Linked DNA regions of Homo sapiens: region 2 is linked to region 1. Evidence: read pairs that join two places in POLR2A ChIA-PET (ENCODE). Cell type or tissue: A673. All regions are shown on one strand. Links, peaks and the distances in the headings refer to the core of each region. The heading gives the core; the rest is flanking DNA.

Region 1 (8,000 bases), core at 1-8,000:
AACTGAAGCAGCTGTACTTTCTGGGGTCGCCTATCTTCACCTATATTCATACAATTGTGAACATTGTAGGGAAGGGATAATTTACTCCTTTGACTCAAAAATATCAAAATAGAAAAGTATATTAAGGGCTTCAAATACATGCCAATGACATTCCCATATATGCTGATGATATATGCTAATTAGAATATGCTAATATATCATAGCATATATCATCAGCTAATGTATCATCAGATATATGTTAATGTATCATAGATGATCACCTTCCTAATTTTAAAGTTTACTCAACAAATATATCCTTTTCTTGATGGACATACATTATATTCTCATATCACCTTAGGTCTAACATTGGGCATTTAAAGCATTTTGAATATTAAAGATTCACACAACTTTTTGGTATCTAAGTTTCCACAAGTTCTCAAACTAACACCTGCCTTTACTGGTTTTCTTCAATTTTGTTCTTAGAATTTGAAAGTCTTTATGGAACGTTACGGCATCTGGTTATGATAAGCAATAGATGAGGAGGAAGGGCATGTTAAATAAGGCAATGATGTGTTTGATGACATGCATATAAATATCAGGCTACATAGGAAGTGTGACACTAAGCAAGAAGATTCCTGAATTTTTGGGTGGACATGAGCCATGGGTGCCATAGGGTGCCACATCTGGCTTCTTCTCCAAGGTCCTTAAACAAGTGACCTCACTGTCTCTCAGTTTGCTTTGGTCATTTGGTTCAAAAGTCTTTTTTTTTTTTTTGAGATGGAGTCTTGCTCTGTTGTCCAGGCTAGAGTGCAGTGGCGTGATCTCAGCTCGCTGCAACCTCCACCTCCTGGGTTCAAGCAATTCTCTGCCTCAGCCTCCTGAGTAGCTGGGATTTATAGGCACCTGCCACCACGCCCGGCTAATTTTTTTTTTTTTTTTGTATTTTTAGTAGAGACGGGGTTTCATCATCTTGGCCAGGCTGGTCTTGAACTCCTGACCTTGTGATCCACCTGCCTTGGTCTCCCAAAGTGCTGGGATTACAGGCGTGAGTCATGGCACCTGGCCAGTTCAAATGTCTTATATGCAAAATCCAGTGAGACCTTTTAGAAAACATACAAATATTTAAATGAATAAGGGATGAATTATGTTTCTGAAATATAGCAAGTAAAGTCCATTTACATTTCGTTTAAGTCTTTTGATTTTCAACATCTAAAAATGTATTTCAACATCTAAAAATGTTGTTTGTACACGGAGTTTTCCACTGCATTTGGAAAGTTAAACCAGTGTTATCAAAGAGACTACAGTTCATAAAATTTGGATTCAAACAAATTTTTGCAATTGAATGTAGATTTAATGTGTAAACTATATCACTCACTTTTTTGTGCAAAGAGTAACTCTTTAGTCATTATTATAATTTCAAAAAATCAGACATTAATGATGGAATATTTCTAAAGGAAATCTGTACCATAAGCCATATGTTATAAATTGTCAGTTTATACTTTTTAAAAATGAAATGGAACATGCTGATTATAAAGTCCTACATATATAGAATATATATATGTATATATCTTCATTTTTCTTTTTATTTTTTTGGAGACGGAGTCTCACTCTGTTGCCCAGGCTGGTGTACAGTGGTGCTATCTTGGCTCACTGCAACCTCCGCCTCCTGGGTTCAAGTGATTCTCCTGCTTCAGTCTCCCAAGTAGCTGGGATAACAGGTGCCTGCCACCATGCCCAGCTAAATTTTGTATTTTTAGTAGAGACCAGGCTTCACCATGTTGGCCAGGCTGGTCTCGGACTTCTGACTTCAAGTGATCTGCTCACCTTGGCCTCCCAAGTGCTGGGATTACAGGCGTGAGCCACCGCGCCTGGCCCTATCTTTTATTTGGAATAAACAGTTTTATTACATTTAAAAATTAAAATAGATTCCTCTTGCAATTTCAAACAATTTACCAATTTCAGAATAAACATCCCTATGGCAGACTGGCATGCAGATTGGTAGCTAAATATGGCTGTAACTCATAAACTTGAATGTTGGAGAACATACAGTTCTATTTGCTGACAACTTTTCAGTTATTTAAATTTTATAAATTTTGGATGGGATTTCTGAATGGCAGGAGTTTAAGTTTTTTGCAGAGTAAGTTGGGTAGATCTGAGACAGTTTTTGCTTCTAAGAATATATTTAAGAAGGTTTCACTGAAGTAGAATTTGAGCAGCAAGTGGATTTCCTCTGCATTGGGATAAATGAGCAGTTAGGTCACTCACTTCCTCCACTGGGAGTTGTTAGTAATGAGTTGCTATCACAGGGGTGGGTATCCTCCGAGAGCAGGGATGCTGTGCAAATCTTTTCCACTTTCCAGTAACCTATGGTAGTGCAAGATGAGGTTAGGACATTGCTACATGTTTATGTTAATACAAGCTTTAGAGACTACAAATCGTTAGCCAATGATGCATTCTCGTTTTGAACTAAGAAGTTGACCATCCAGTTAGCCTTTGCTGTACATAGAATAAATAAGTCAATGGCATGATAGACTTAAAATGTTTAAAGTACAGCATAATTAGAAGTATCTGTGAAAGCGATTATTACTTAAACATAACAGATTAATAAAATGTAAAATTAATACATTATTTCTATTAGGCTTCAATGTGTTGATATCTAGGCTTTTTGCCTCCCTCATGTGGTCATCTTACCCTTTCTTTTCAGATACTCTGCAATGAGAGCAGCAATATGGATGTAACACATGGCAGCCTGTAATGAGAAAGAAAATAAAGAGGCTCAGGGGATGGAGTTTAATATAATTAGGGCTAATCTTCCAAGGCGAGTCAGTATTCCATATCAGAATATGTTAGAAGGATCCTTTGTAATCACCAAATTGAAAGCAAGGATCAATTGTATTTCCAAAAAAATTCACCATCAAGAATAAAATGAATATTTGGGTTTTTGTTTGTTTGTTCTTGGTTAGTTTGGAGATGGGTGAAGGAGCTGGCCCAAAGAATTTTCCCATAGAATTCTCTTCCTCCCTTAAAGTCTAAGCCTAGATTAAAAATAAATCATAAGTCTCCTTTTAAAATTAAAACTATAACTCTAGTATTTAGATATAAAGTGGAAATAAAAATATCTGCCTTCTAAATAAGTTTTTTTTTAACCTCCTGGAATAGCCCCTCTGAATTTGTGTTGCCTTTAAAATGGTCACCTCACGAGTACTTGATTGACTAGTGTGACACAATGTAACACCCGTGCTCCCCACAAACTAGATTATATGGCTGATGTTATATTTTAATCTGTCTCTTATGAAGCCCTGAACGTTGCTGAACACATATTAAAACTCGACTTGCTAAAGATTCCAAATGACTTCAGCTTTTTCCTTTTGAGGTTTTATGGAGAAATTTCATCATTTTCAGAGCAGCCCAAGGGCTTCTCATTCTTGTCCTCACTAAATTGCTGCCAAGCCAGCCTTCTGGTTTCCATTCCAGAGTCCCTGATTACCACATGTGTTTAGAAGAGCTTCAGAGTTTAGGACTATCCTAGACAAATTAATCTCTTCCCCAAAGGGACATAGTTCCAGAATAGCGTAGAACTTCCCATTTGGTACTAAGAAGACCTTGGGTGCTATGAATTGCTGCTTATGATCCACCCAGTATTGAAACTGACATAAAAAGTTAAGTGTTGACTTATAATCCTCGTGCAGTGGACTCTCCTCACATGGTGCTAAGGATCATTCATTTTTCCATGGCCAGTTCAAACTAGCTGTAAATGAGGACTGATTCCCCCTGCCTGAGTTAACTCACTATGGTGGCAAGCTTCCCCATTCAACTCTAGTTGCAGAGAAGAAGTTTTAAAACACAGAACATTAATTTAACGACTCAATTCCCAGACACCCTTACCACACCCCTCCTTAGCCTCAGGTTTTTAGCATTCAGCGTTGCATTACAATTTCTACACCTGCAGTTGCCCCCACTGACTCTGGCCTTTATTTGATATCATTTACTTAGCGTTAGGTATCCTTGAATGCTATATGGAAATGTATTGTATATGATATATAACTGAGTCATTTCTAGATTAGTTGAAAAACATGGCATCCTTTTCTAGTCCATGCTGTAAATGAAAATCCAATTTTCCTGATAAAGAGGACAATACTGATGGTAAATGACCAAGCCTTGGCTAATCACCTCAGATAAATCTCCGTTTCTGGCATGAATCTTGGCCATACTTTCCAGCCAGGTCCTGCGTAGTTCAGGAGTGCTTGCGTAGGAGTTTGCCAGGCTGTACTGGAGATCCACCAGCATCTCGGGGTCCTTCTCGTGCTCCTTCATCTGAGCTGTGGCCATCAAAACAGTCCTTATACGCTTAGTCAGGTCCTTCACCTCTGCTGGGAAATTGCTGTTCTTTGGAAAAGAGAGAGCCTGGGTCATTATCTGTTTAGAATCTATAGGTTAACTGACTTTAAGTTATGCTATTAATTATGGCTACGCATCACAGTTTGGAGCATTCTATATATAGTTATAAATGAGTGCATTCTATATATGTGCATTCTATGTTTTGTGACTGTGGATACACACATTTGAAGATAAACATTTCAGGAGCCTCTATTCTTTTGTCTTCAAGAACACCTTCTTCTGGTGAAACGTCCTGATTGTCTTTGAGATATATTCCCCTTCCTGACTCTAGCTCATGTGATTTGAACAGGTCTGACTTTACTCCTAGAGACCATGGATGGCATATAACACTGGCCTGGCCAATTCTATTTTTTGATCCTCCAAGCTACAGTGATTGGTTTAGGGATAAGCATATTATTTAAGCTTGGATCAAAGAGATTCAGTTGTGGGACTTTAATTGGAACTATCAAACAAGGTGATTTTCTACTCATAAGATACTACCAAGGTCCTCAGAATTTCTGAGAACATGCCCAGGGGGATAGCCTGTCTGGAAATGAAGTAAACAAAGAGGAAAGCTGAGCTGACAGACAGTGAGAGAGGCAAGATCGAGGCAGTAGAGGGATGGGTCTGAAAATTATTTTAATCCCTGGGTCCAGCCATGACTGAAGCCTGGCTCTAGACTTGGACTTTTCAGTATAATGACTACAGGAGAAGTCTTCAGAAAGTGCTAAACAAAAGATAAGATGAATTTTCCCCCAAATAGAGTTAGGAGTGTCATTGTATTTCTGGATATTTATGGTAAATCCTCTTGTTCTAGGCCATTCAACCACACATATTGGGAATGCCTCTTAACAGATCACATGCTTAAAGTGTAAGAGCTGCTTAACGATTCAAACAATAAACTTGATAGTTTACTTTGAGGAGTGCTCAAAGCTCAAAGTCTCAATAAACAAAATAAACAATTATTATTATTATTATTATTATTATTTTAGAGACAAGGTCTTGCTCTGTTACCCATGCTGGAGTGCAATGGTGCCATCATAGCTCACTGCAGCCTCAACTCAAACTCCTGGCCTCAAGCGATCCTCCTGCCTTGGCTTCTCAAAGTGTTGGGAATACAGGCGTGAACCACTGTACCCAATCTATTTTTATGATTTTGATATCTCACAAAAAGAATCCACTTCAGATTTAAAAAAATTCTGCAGTAAAAGCCCACAAAGCATTTCTTACTTTCATTTGCTTATCTCCATTGGCGAAATTATTGGTAATTGCAAGCGAATGTTGAAACCGAGAGCCTCCAATCCCAGCATCGGCTATTAACTGGCTCACAGCTTTGATGAGCTAGAAAAGAAAAAAAATGAACTCTCAAAAACAAGACCAGAAATAGTCTTCTTAAAGAAATCCACTGGGCTGGGTAAATGTATTATTAGTTTCTCCCTGTAGGTCCAATAAAAGAAGTGTTTATGTATTAAAGCTCCAGAACGTATTATTAAATCTAGGGTGTTTCCTATAATCTTAAATACCTAAGAGAGGCTGCAGGAATCTTGGAATCTTGGGATGCCTAGAAGAAAAAAAATTACGTTTGGAATTTGGCGGGGTTTGACCTGTTGGAGCTAGCCATGGTTTCCTGAGTTGTTTACTCCATATGATTCTATTTCCTGGCAGAAGAAAGGAAAGTACAAGTGGAGATAGGGCTCTGCTGATTTCTGCCCAGCTGTGCCCCTACTATTAAACAGAACTGAATGCTGTGGGCGTCTTTAAGGAGGACGCTAGTGGAGGAGTTAGTGACGGCTTGCCCTGAGGACAGTAGGCTTTAAGCACTGCTGAAACAGATCAGTGGTTTTAACAACAGCATTAATGAAAATTGGCAGCACTTACTTGTAAGTGGGACCGGACAATTGACTTCTGCTTGTTAAATTCAAAATTCTTCCTCATGAAAAAGTACAGAAGGGCTGAGGCTTCTGTCTGAGTTGACCGTGACCTGTGGTTACAGCATTTTAGGACTTCGTAACAGAATGATCCACAGAGGTCAGCAGGCCCTTGAAAGAACGCTGAAGGAAACTGCAGAAATGGAAGAACGGGTGAAGGGAGCAACATGCCTTCATTTTGCTCTGTTCATTCTCATATTTTAAAATTCCCTAAAACAAAATCCCTCTCCTTTTTTTTTTTAACTTGGTCTATTTTTTTTTTTTCATTTGCAAGTGAGGAGGATAGAATTTGTTAAGGCCTATGTTAGCATTTGTCTTTTTTCCTAGATAGAATTATTCTCTACATTGTATAAGTATCCTTTGTATCAGTAACTGATGACAATCCAAAATAACAGTGAGAGCTTTGAAATGACCTCAATTCACCTGACATTGTTAAGATCACAGGTGTTATTTACAAGCGTCCTCAAAGGCGGTGGCTGTATCCACTTTAATGTGGAATCTTTAACTTGATATGCACCCCTTTAAGTTCAAGGGGTGCATTTTACCTAACTTGGTGCCGCAAACACAGATAACTCAAAGAATTGGTGACCAGATGCTAATTGTCACCAGATGCTAATATCTTCTGGTATTTGAGCAGACAGATTGTCAAGGCTGTGCACTCATTTTGAGACCAGGAATCAATGTCTAATAAAACCCAAATTGAAGAAAACAATCCTTCTTCCCTCCCTACTGAGAAACGCAAGGATTCCTATAGGTTTACTATTCTATGGGTTTACTGTCATCCTACCTAAACTTCATTGAAACCTGGAGATCCTTACCTTGCATACAAACAGTCTCAAGGAGGCAAACACATGCTTCAGCGCTGTGGCTGACTGATTGACTTGGAAAAAGAGCATGTAGGTATCAAAGACCCTTTTCATCAATGAATTTTGACAGTCACATTGTTGGAGTTGTCTCTGGAAATTCAATGCAGATGTTATTCAGGATAAGTGAAAGAAAATTTTCATTCTATCAAAAAATATTTATTGTGAACCTGTCATGTGGTAAGGCACTATTTTGAGTGCTAGAAATAAAGGATTGAACAAGGAGACACAGTTCATGTTTACTGTGAAACTTACATAGCAGTGATTGAAAAAAACATGACAAATGGAAATAGACTAGGATGATGTGATTGAAAGTAGTTGCTTTGGGGGTAGGATTACTTCCATAGGGTAGTCAGCAAAGACCTCTCTAATGGAAAATTGGCATGTGAGCTCAAAGGGGCCTGCCCTGGAGAGATCTGGGAGGACTGTCCTGTGGGGGAGAAACAGCTAGTAAAAGGGCCTTGATTTGGAAAGGAGCTTATGAGTTCAAGGTTGAGAAAGAAAAGTAGCTGATGCAATGGCGAGTTGGGTGGGGCCGGGGAGAAATGGGAGAGAGGTCACAGGTTCTTGAAGGCACTAGTAAAATCCTTAAAATTTGTGAGATTTGAGTGACATTTTCATGGCCCAATAAGAATCAATATAGTCATTACTTTCTCTACCACCATGCTGACATTTCATCTGAAATAGGGCTTTCTTGGCATAATTATGCTGTTCTGTGTAGACTTTATTCAAAGAATCCAAGTTTTCCTGGCTCAATCTTTTTTTTTTTTTTTGAGACAAGGTCTCACTCTGTCACCTAAGCAGGAGTGTCGTGGCACCATCATAGCTCACGGCAGCCTCCACTTCCAGGGCT
Region 2 (10,734 bases), core at 1,136-9,135, 120 kb before region 1:
ACACTCTCCTTTCTATGTCTGTGAATTTGACTACTTTAGATACCTCATAGAGCTGGAATCATAGAGTATGTGTTCTTTTGTGAGTAGCTTATTTCACTTAGCATAGTGTGTTCAAGGTTCATTTGTGTTGTAGCATGTAACAACATGCTTCCTTCCTTTTAAAGACTAAATAATATTCCAAAAAGATGAAAGAACAGGGAAAAGGGCTGGCCCAGCTTTGTGGTCTGATTGTAACTGTATTAATCCGAGATCTCAGCTGGGCCTGCAGTGTCCAAGATGTGCTGCTCTCCTCCTCCAGGGCCCCTTTCCACGTGGTATCTCATGATTCAAGTCTAGCCCAGCCTTCTTTGTAGCATGGTAGATAGCTTCCAAGGAGGAGCTTTCCAAGCGGTCAAGTCCCAGTGTCCAAGCACTTATCAAACTCTGTTTGCATCATGCTTGATAATTTCCCATTGGATAAAGCAAGTCATATCACCAAGGCTTGAGGTGACATGGAAGGGACAAACTACAGAAAGGCATGAACACCATTAGGTAAGGATCCTTGGGGGCTACCAATGTAGCAATGAACTACACCTACTCTGTTCCTTCTTTTTCCACAGCTCTTATCACTTAACAATTTTTATTGAATTTTTAAATTTTTTTGTAGAGACGGGGTCTCACCATGTTGCCCAGCCTGGTCTCAAACTCTTGGCCTCAAGCGATTGTCCTGCCTTGCCCTCCCAAAATGCTGGGATTACAGGCATGAGCCACCATGCCCAGCCCACCTATCGCTTTTTAATGTGCTCTATACTTTACTTCTTTATTTTGTCTGATATCCATTGTCTGACTCATCAATAGAATATAAGTTTCAGGGCTGAGCTCGGTGGCTCACATCTGTAATTTCAATGCCTTGGGAGGCTGAAGTGGAAGGATCACTTGAGGCTAGGAGTTTGAGGCCAGCCTGGGCAACATGGTGACATCCAAGTTCTACCATCCCTCTCAAAATTAGCCAGGTGTGGTGTTGTGTACCTGTAGTCCCAGCTACTTGGGAGGCTGAGGTAGGAGTATTGCTTAAGTCCAGGAGTTGGATGCTGCAGTGAGCTATGATCACACCTCTGCACTCCAGCCTGGGCAACAGAGTAAGACCCTATTTCTGAGAAAAAAAAAAAAAAAGAATATAAGTCTCAAGAGAACATAGAACTTTGTTTTGTTTAGTATTTTTAATGAATGCATGTTTGAAAAGATTATAAAATTGACATAAAATAAGAATGAACAAATTTACTCACAGCATAATATAACTTTTCCTATTAATAAGTCAAAGTATATTAAAAAGAATAGGCCAAATACTGGGTTAATCCTCCCTCTTGTTAGATAATAACAATCATCTTGTTTGGAAATCATGCATCCTTCATCCATCTAGTATTTGTTGAGAGCTCTTAGGTCCCAGGAAATAGGGAAAGAGTGGAGAACAGGATGGACACGGTGCCTGCTCTCTTGGGGCTTAGGTACTACTGGTGAAGGCAGAGAAAAACAGGTGAGCAGATCAAACGATTATGAATTAGGAAAAGAGTTACAAAGTAAATAAGAAAAATGGTGGGAGGTACTCACTTCATATAGGTTGCTTGGGGCCAGCTTGCCTGATAAAGTGGCATTTAAGCTGAGATCTAAAAGGTAGGAATAAATTAGTGTATTAGTCCATTCTCACACTGCTGATAAGAACATCCCCTGAGACTGGATAATTTATAAAGGAAAGAGGTTTAATTGACTCACAGTTCGGCATGGCTGGGGAGGACTCAGGAAACTTACGATCATGGCAGAAGGGGAAACAAACATATCCTTCTTCACATGATGGCAGCAAGGAGAAGTGCAGAGTGAATGGAGAGCAAGGAGAAGGCAGAGGGTAAGCCCCTTATAAAATAATTAGATCTCATAAGAACTCACTCACCATCATGAGAATAGCATGGATGTAACGGCCCCCATGATTCGATTACCTCCCACTGGGTCCCTCCCATGACACGTGGAGATTATGGGAACTATAGTTCAAGATGAGATTTGGGTGGGGACACAGCTAAACCATATTAACTAGCTACCTGAAAAGTGGAGGAGGAGAGTTCCCAGCAGAGGGAAAAGCTTGTATGAAGACTTGTTAAAGCCAGAAACCTAAGAGTCCTTGTGATGCCCATCTAGCTATCAGCAGGTATTGTCAATTCTGTGTTCAAATCTACCTTCGCCTCTTACCTAGACTCCTTCCTACCTGGTCTACCTGCCTTCAGACTTACTTTTTCTCATTCCTTTCTATATAGTAGCAAAAAAAAAAAAATCTTTGAAAATATAAAACAAAAGATTTTTTAAAAAATCATTTGAAAGGCTTCCCACTATACTTTGAGGGGAACAAAAGCCCAATTTTTTTCATAGTCTGTGGCCTATTAAGTCCTATGCGTGTTATAACCTCTACCTGCCCTCAAATTCAGGTAGTTCCCCTATTTTACAGGTAGCTAAACTGTGGAACAAAGAGGTCAAGACACTCATCACAGGTAACATAGCTAGGGAGTAGCAGAGGCAGGATTGAAGTCTGGTAATGATTCCAGACTTTAGGAGTACAACTAAAGTTTCATTCCTCTTTATATGAGAAAGAATATTTAAACGCTGCCCTCAATGAGCCTAGCATTGTTTAATGGCTTAATAGACAGTAACTCTTTCAATCCTCAGAACAACCTTCTGAGGTAGGTATTACTGTCATTACCATTTTACAGAAGAGAAAAGCTATGTTCTCTATGTTTACAGAAGAGAAAAGCAATAAAAAGGAGAAACTGAGTTAGGCTCCAGGAAGTCTCACTCCAGAGGCCACACTCTTAACCACTAAATTACCTATGTTGGTTGTATTACTAAATAAAGTGTAGGGAACAGTTTTGACTTTTTAATGGATATTTTTTAAATGAAAAGACAACACGTATAAAAGAAAGTGTAAAAGGCTGGGCGCGGTGGCTTACGCCTGTAATCCCAGCCCTTTGGGAGGCTGAGGCAGGCAGATCGCTTGAGCCCAGGAGTTGGAGCCCATCCTGGCCAACATGGTGAAACCCCATCTCTACTAAAAATTACAAAAATTAGCCAGGCGTGGTGGCGTATGTTTGTAATCCCAGCTGCTTGGGAGGCTGAGGCACGAGAATCTCTTGAGCCCAGGAGGCAGAGGTTGCAGTGAGCCGAGATGGCGCCACTTCACTCCAGCCTGGGTGATGGAGCGAGACTCTGTTTCAAAAAAGAAAAAAAAAAAAAAGAAGGTGTAAAAATCAAGAGTGGACAGATTGATGACTTATCAAAGTGGACAAATCCATGAGCACTGCTCTGGTCAAGCAGTAGAACGTTATAGAGGCCAGCAGCCCACCCCATGCCCCTCCTAGTCACTGCCCCTCCCTCCTGCTCACAGGTAATCACTCTCCCGACTTCTAAAACTGTAGCCGAGTTTTGTCTGTTTTTGACTTACTATAAATGGAAAGATAAAATTTGCCTTTTTTTTTTTTTTTTGAGACGGCGTCTGGCTTTGCCACCCAGGCTGGAGTGAGTGGCACGATCTCGGCTCACTGCAGGCTCCGCCTCCTGGGTTCCCATCATTCTCCTGCCTCAGCCTCCGGAGTAGCTGGTACTACAGGCGCCCATCACCACGCCCAGCTAATTTTTTGTATTTTTAGTAGAGATGGGGTTTCACAATGTTAGACAGGATGGTCTCGATCTGCTGACCTCGTGGCCTCCCAAGTGATGGGATTACAGGCGTGAGCCACCACGCCCGGGCCAAAATTTTCCTTTTTTTAGGACAAAAGTGTGTCCTGTCTGCGCGCGGTGGCTCACGCCTGTAATCCCAGCACTTTGGGAGGCCGAGGCAGGTGGATCACGAGGTCACGAGGTCGAGACCATCCTGGCTAACATGGTGAAACCCCATCTCTACTAAAAAAGAAAAATACAAAAAATGAGCCGGGCATGGTGGCGGGCGCCTGTAGTCCCAGCTACTCGGGAGGCTGAGGCAGGAGAATGGCGTGAACCCCGGAGGCGGAGCTTGCAGTGAGCCGAGATTGTGCCACTGCACTCCAGCCTGGGAGACAGAACCAGACTCCGTCTCAAAAAAAAAAAAAAAAAAAAAAAAAAAAAAAAAAAAAGAAAGTGTATCCTAATTTGGAACACATGGGTCATTCAGTGGGAATTAGAACAACCTAGTGGAAATTGCCTCTAAATGCTGAGGAGAAACCACTGTGCCCGTGCAGTGTACTATAGGGCTGAGCTTGGAATAAACTTCCCTGGATTTGCCAGTGACAGGTGGTACAGTCAGCCTGGAAAATAAATGAAAATGAGGTAAAAATGAAATTTTGAAGGAGGCATCTCGAGAATGCATGAACAGAACTGGAAAAAAATGCCACATGGAATTAATAATGTGGGAAAATGAGAGGTTAACTCTCTACCAAGGACAAATTGTAATGGGCAATTGCAAGGTAAGACATTTATGGAAAGATCACTTGTTTACTTGTGATGTTTGGGAAGTGAGGAACCATTTGGAGTGGCTCTGTCTTTTATCCATTTGCAGAAACCACAGGGGTAAGCTCTTAAAAGCCAATAATATGAAAGAGAAACTATATAATATAGCATGGCTTACGTGATGCAATAAAAAAGATTAAGGGGTTGCACAAGCTTGCAATTGTCAGTTAATCACTAGCTGCATGAGTGATGAAAGGGACTTTATAATCCAACGCCTGCAGTTTATAGAGACCCAGCCTTGTTAAGTGAACAGAGGCACAGTTAACCAGGGCACGCCCTGAGAAGGGACAGGGTTGGGGCTACAGCCTTGGTATTGGGAAGGTTCAGTTCTTCACCCTATATTGAACTTTCTTATGAGGTCAAGATGTGTAGATGAAGGTTCTGGTCTGAGATCTTAAAAAGGTAAGCTAAAATCTTATTCTGGGGTGATTTTGCCTACTATTTATTCTCCCTCGTGAAAGATCAAGGGGCCCTGGTAGTAGGAAAATAGCTTCTGTGGGTTTGGGGATGGGATGACTACTTGCACCTGGAATGTAAATTATTCTTCCATTTCCCTGTAGACTTTACTCTCGGTTCTTTGAAAATTGCCTCCATCTCACCCTTCAACCTTTCCTAAAACTGGACCTAATTTTTCTCCATTTAGCACTTAATGGATTTTTTTCCTCAAAACTTATTACAGTAGTATTTGTGTGTGTGTGTGTGTGTGTGTGTGTGTGTGTTTATAGACAGAGTCTCACTCTGTCACCCAGGATGGAGTGCAGTGGCACAATCTTGGCTCATTGCAAACTCTGCCTTCCAGGTTCAAGTGATTCTCGGGCCTCAAGCAATTCTCGTGCTTCAGCCTCCTGAGTAGCTGGGATTACAGGCATGTGCTAAAACACCTGGCTAACGTTTTTGTATTTTTAGTAGAGATGGGGTTTCACCATGTTGCCCAGGCTGGTCTCAAATTCCTGGCCTCAAGGGATCCACCCACCTTGGCCTCCCAAAGTGCTGGGATTGCAGGCATGAGTCACCGTGCCCAGTATTTATGTGTTTTTTGTTTGTTTGTTTCTGTTTGTTTTTAAATCTCTTGCTTCGTTAGGAAATCTCTTTGTCTGTGTCCCCAGCTATACTCTAAAATCCAGCCAGTCAGGGACCAGTCTGTCCAGTTCACTGCAGTAATCCCTGTGTGGCTGCAGCACTTCACCCATAGTGAGTGCTAAATTAAGATTTCCTGGGGCCAGGCACAGTGACTCACGTGTGTAATTCTAGCATTTTGGAAGGCCAAGGTGGGAGGATCACTTGAGCCCAGGAGTTCAAGACCAGCTTGGGCAACAAAGTGAGACGCCTTCTCTACAAAAAAATTTAAAAATTAGCTGGGTGTGATGGTGCACACCTGTAGTCCCAGCTACTTGAGAGGCTGAGGTGGGTGGATCTCTTGAGCCTAGGAGGTTGAGGCTGCAGTTAGCTATGGTAACTCCACAGCACACCAGCTTGCGTGGCAGAGCAAGATCCTGCCTTGAAAAAAAAAAAAAAAAAGATTTCCTGAATAAATGAAATGGCCTTTCTGAAAAGGATAGGTGACCACCGTATGTCCCTGAATGTCTGGCTCTAGTACAGGCAAATTGCTGTTAAAATAAGGCTGTAGGCCAGGCGTGGTGGCTCACTCCTGTAATCCCAGCACTTTGGGAGGCTGAGGAGGGTGGATCACCTGAGGTCGGGAGTTCAAGACCAGTCTGGCCAACATGGTGAAACCCCGTCTCTACAAAAATACAGAAATTAGCCGGGCATGATGGCGGGTGCGTGTAATCCCAGCTACTCAGGAGGCTGAGGTGGGATAATTGCTTGAACCTGGGAGGCAGAGGTTGCAGTGAGCCGAGATCGCGCTGTTGCACTCCAGCCTGGGTGACAGAGCAAGATTCTGTCTCAAAAATGAATGAATGAATCAATAAATAAATAAATAAATAAATAAGGCTGTAACATACATTTGGGCTTTCAAAAGCTATGTTTCTATTGTATCAGCAGTTTTGAGTATTCTTGGTACTTTTAGCTATCTGTATATGGCCCCTCAGTTTGGAAAGCAAGAGAAGCTGTGGAGGATAACACACCTGAGTCCTCTCATTGAATCCTTCTTAAAATCTGTCTAGTCCCAAAAGTGTAGGTTCTTCCAATGTGTTCAAAATCTGGCATGTTTTGCTGAGTGGATTCATCTTGGGGAAACTTAGTGGTCCACTTCAGTGGAATTTTGTTTGTATTTCCCGGGATTTTGTTTTTATTTTTTGAATCAAAGTGAACTTGAGATGCCTCTAGAGCTTCCTCACTGGCCTGGAAATTCTCGGGGACACATGCAATTATTGAGGATCCTCCAACCTAGAGTCAGTCTGCAATTAGATCTTCTATAGCAGATATCATCAAGCCCAGAGAGCCCTGTGCTCTCTCCTCCTTGTCCAGACCAATGTGTGGAGAATGGAGGAAGAATTATTTTAAGATGGATACATGTATGGCCATGATTTTTGTGGCTTGGGAGGCAGCATCAAATAGTGGCTAGTTCCACAGGAGTCAGACTGCCTGAATTCAAACCCTGTCTGTGTTACTTAGTGTCAGTATGACTTTGGGAAAGTGATTGCTGTGATCAGAATGTTTGTGTCTCCCTCTAAATTATTATTATTTTTTTAAGACAGAGTCTCGCTCTTGTTGCCCAGGCTGGAGTGCTGGAGTGCAATGGCACAATCCAGGCTCACTATAACCTCCACCTCCTGGGTTCAAGTGATTCTCCTGCCTCAGCCTACCGAGTAGCTGGGACTGCCCACCACCACACCCAGCGAATTTTTGTATTTTCAGTAGAGACAAGGTTTCCCCATGTTGGCCAGGCTGGTCTTGAACTCCTGACCTCAGGTGATCCACCCGCCTCGGCCTCCCAAAGTGCTGGGATTACAGGCATGAGCCACCATGTCTGGCCCCCTCTAAATTCATATATTGAAATCCTAACCCCCAAAGTGATGGTATTAGGGGTGGGATATAAGGAGGTAGTCCATTTCTGCTGCTACAAGAGAATACCTGTGACTGGGTAATTTATAATGAACAGCAATTAATTTCTTACCGTTTTCAAGGCTGGGAATTCCAAGATCCAGGGCTTGGTCTCCAGCAAGGGTCTTCTTGCTGCATCATCCCACGGTAGAAGGTGTAAGATCCAAGACAGCGAGAGAGAGAGAGAGAGAGAGAGAGAGACAAAAGGGGCCAAACTCATTCTTTTATAAGGAACCCACTCCCATGACAACAAAGCCATACCCTAATAATGGCATTAATCCATTCATGAAAATAGACCCTCATGGCCTAATTACCTCTTAAAGGTCTCACCTCATAATACTGTTAAGATAGTAATTAAATTTCAACATGAGTTTGGGAGGGGACATTCAAACTATAGAGTGGGGCCTTTAGGAGGTGACTAGGGCATAAGAATGGAGTCCTCATGAATAGAATTGTGCCCTTATTGTGCCCTTAAAGAGACCTCAGAGAGACCTTGGCCTCTTCTGCCATGTGAGGCCACAGCAAGAAGTACCATCTATGAGCCAGAGATGGGCCCTCACCAGACATTGAATGTGCCTGGATCTTGGACTTTCCAGCCTCCAGAATGGAGAGAAATAAATTCTGTTGTTTGTAAGCTACCCAGTTTATGGCACTTTGTTATAACAGCTTAAATGAATTGAGACATTGACTTTTCCTATCTGAGAATTGCCTATCAATATTGGTGTTTGAATTTTTATTTCCTGGGGTTAAATTTCCTGCCCTTAAAAGTCCCTTCCTACCCAAATTTCTAAGACCAAAATGCATTTCTGTTGCTCAAATGTGGTGAGAAGTTGCCTGGCAAACAGTGTACATGGATAGTGTCCTTAGCTGGAAAACTCCTATGTTCTGGTTTAGCATGGCTTATAGTCATCAAAGAAGCAATATTGCCTCTAGTGAAAGATATTTGGCACAATATCCAGCCCCAGGGGTATGCTACAACCCAGATGGCTGAGATCTCTAGCAGGACAGCAGGTGCACATGCAGGCAAGCAGGATTACTCTGAAATAGGGCTAGAGGCATAATTTTTCATTTTATATTATTTTCTGAGCTTAATCCACAGAGTTATTTCTCCTCAAGGGAATGTGATAATACACGTTGGCAAAATAGTGCAAATGTAACTGAGACCATATGGTGGAGTATTTATTTTCTTATTAGGCAAATACGACTAATCTATTATACATAGTAAGTATCTGTTGTGAATATATTTTAATGTGAACAAAGCAATAGCTAAACTACCATTAAAAATAAGGTTGACACCATTTTTTGCATCTATTTTCATTTATTTTACCACCATCTAATATTTTTGCATTTTAAAAACATTTAAATCTAATGAACTTTTCAATTCAATTGCAATTTTTGGCTGAAATATCAATATAAAAACCTTCAAGATTGAGATAATGATTTATGTCTTGGCTCATTTATCCAATTAAAAGTCAAAGTGAGGTACAAATTAAATGATCCATATTATCAAATAACAGTTAACAGTCTCTGGGACGAGATATGAGAAGGGACATGAGACAATCACAGATTAATTGGTTCTTAGGCATCATAACATTTTTACGTATTGAATTACACTTTACGTAGATTTTGCATATGTCCTTCAACTGAATCAAAACATAAGTTGGGGAAGTTGATTTACTCCTAAAGGGACTGGTTTTTTATGTTAGACTACTGAGTGAGCTATGAATTAACTTTTAATAGTTTGAATTCTGTTTGGCTTCTGTTTTGATGAATTACTTCATCAAGCTTGACATTCTGAGGGTTTTTATGAAGATTTCTGCCTGGTATTTTTCTTTTCTCTTTGAAAAACTTTATTTTTTTGTTGAGGTATAATTTACACAGAGTAAAATGCATATATCTTAAGCACTGTGCTAGGCAGAATAATGTACTACCAAAGATTTCCACATCTGAATTCCTGAAACCTATGAATATGCTACTTTATATGACAAAAGGAAATTTGAAGATTTGCTTAAATCTCCTTGAGATAGGGAGATTATTCTGGATTATTTGTGTGGACTCAGTGTAATCACAAAGGTTCTTAAAAGCAGGAGAGAGAGGCAAAAGGGAGATCAGAATTATGTAATGTAAGACCTCCACCCATTACTGACTTTGAAGATAGAGGAAGGAGGCTGTGAGTTAAGGAATGTGGATGACTTCTAGAAGCAGGAAAAAGCAAGACAATGAATTCTCCACAGTCTTTATTTATTTTATTTTATTTCTTGAGACAGAGTCTCACTCTGTCACCCCAGGCTGGAGTGCAGTGGCACCATCTTGGCTCATTGCAACCTCCTGGGTTCAAGCCATTCTTGTGCCTCAGCCTCCCAAGTAGCTGGGATTACAGACATCTGCCACCACACCCAGCTAATTTTTTTTATTTTTAGTAGAGACAGGGTTTCACCATGTTGGCCAGGCTGGTCTTGAACTCCTGACCTCAGGTGATCCACCTGCCTTGGCCTCCCAAAGTGCTGGGATTACAGGTGTGAGCCACCACACCCAGCTACTCTTTATTTATTTATTTATTTTGAGACAGAATCTTGGTCTGTTTCCCAGGTTGGAGTGTAGTGGCACAATCTTGGCTCACTGCAACCTTTGCCTCCCAGGCTCAGGCGATACTCCCACCTCAGTCTCCCGGGTAGCTGGGACCACAGACTCACACCACCATACCCAGCTAATTTTTTGTATTTTTTCGTAGCTAAGGAGTTTTGCTATGTTGCCCAGGTTGGTCTTGAACTACTGGACTCAAGCCGTCAGCCCACCTCAGCCTCCCAAAGCTCCCCGTCTTTAGAAAGGAACGCAACCCTGCCAAAACCTTGATTTTTGCCAAGGGAAACCTTTGTTGGATTTTTGGCCTTACAGAACAGTAAGATAGTAAATTTGTATTGTTTTAAGCTACTAAGTTTGTGGTGATTTGTTATGGCAGCAATAGAAACCCAATACAACAGCAAAATAAATTTTTTGGGTGAGAGGGACAGATCCCTCATGAATGGCTCGGTACCCTCCTCACAGTAATGAGTTAGTTCTCACCCTGAGTTCACACGAGAGCTGGTTGTTTAAAGGCGCCTGGCACTTCCTCCTTGCTCTTTTGCTTCTTCCCTCTCCATGTCGTACCCTGGCTCTCCTTTTGCCTTCCGCTATGAGTGGAAACTTCCTGAGGCTCTCACCAGAAACCAAAGAGATGTTGGTGCCATG

The links. Peaks named below come from ENCODE experiments on the same cell type or tissue, not always from the same donor. Only the 100,000 strongest peaks of a DNase experiment are listed, where the experiment ranks them.
Region 2: POLR2A ChIA-PET joins it to region 1 with 12 read pairs; 2 of 35 experiments call an interaction of 5 or more read pairs at or near these places.

The regions. Positions count from the first base shown.
Region 1 is chr2:224,790,730-224,798,729 of GRCh38, forward strand. DOCK10 (dedicator of cytokinesis 10) reads right to left here. Exons shown (of 56, transcript NM_014689.3): 42 at 7,103-7,240; 43 at 6,235-6,417; 44 at 5,587-5,697; 45 at 4,150-4,365; 46 at 2,671-2,728; 47 at 2,245-2,343. Among named protein-coding and RNA genes, the nearest start is that of CCDC195, 78 kb to the left of the region's middle. In A673, for the core only: no CTCF peak of the experiment used is centred there; no DNase peak of the experiment used is centred there.
Region 2 is chr2:224,673,845-224,684,578 of GRCh38, forward strand. It overlaps LOC105373910 (a long non-coding RNA gene), which reads left to right and starts at 4,752. Exons shown (of 3, transcript XR_923956.2): 1 at 4,752-4,902. In A673, for the core only: no CTCF peak of the experiment used is centred there; a DNase peak (open chromatin) is centred at 4,637.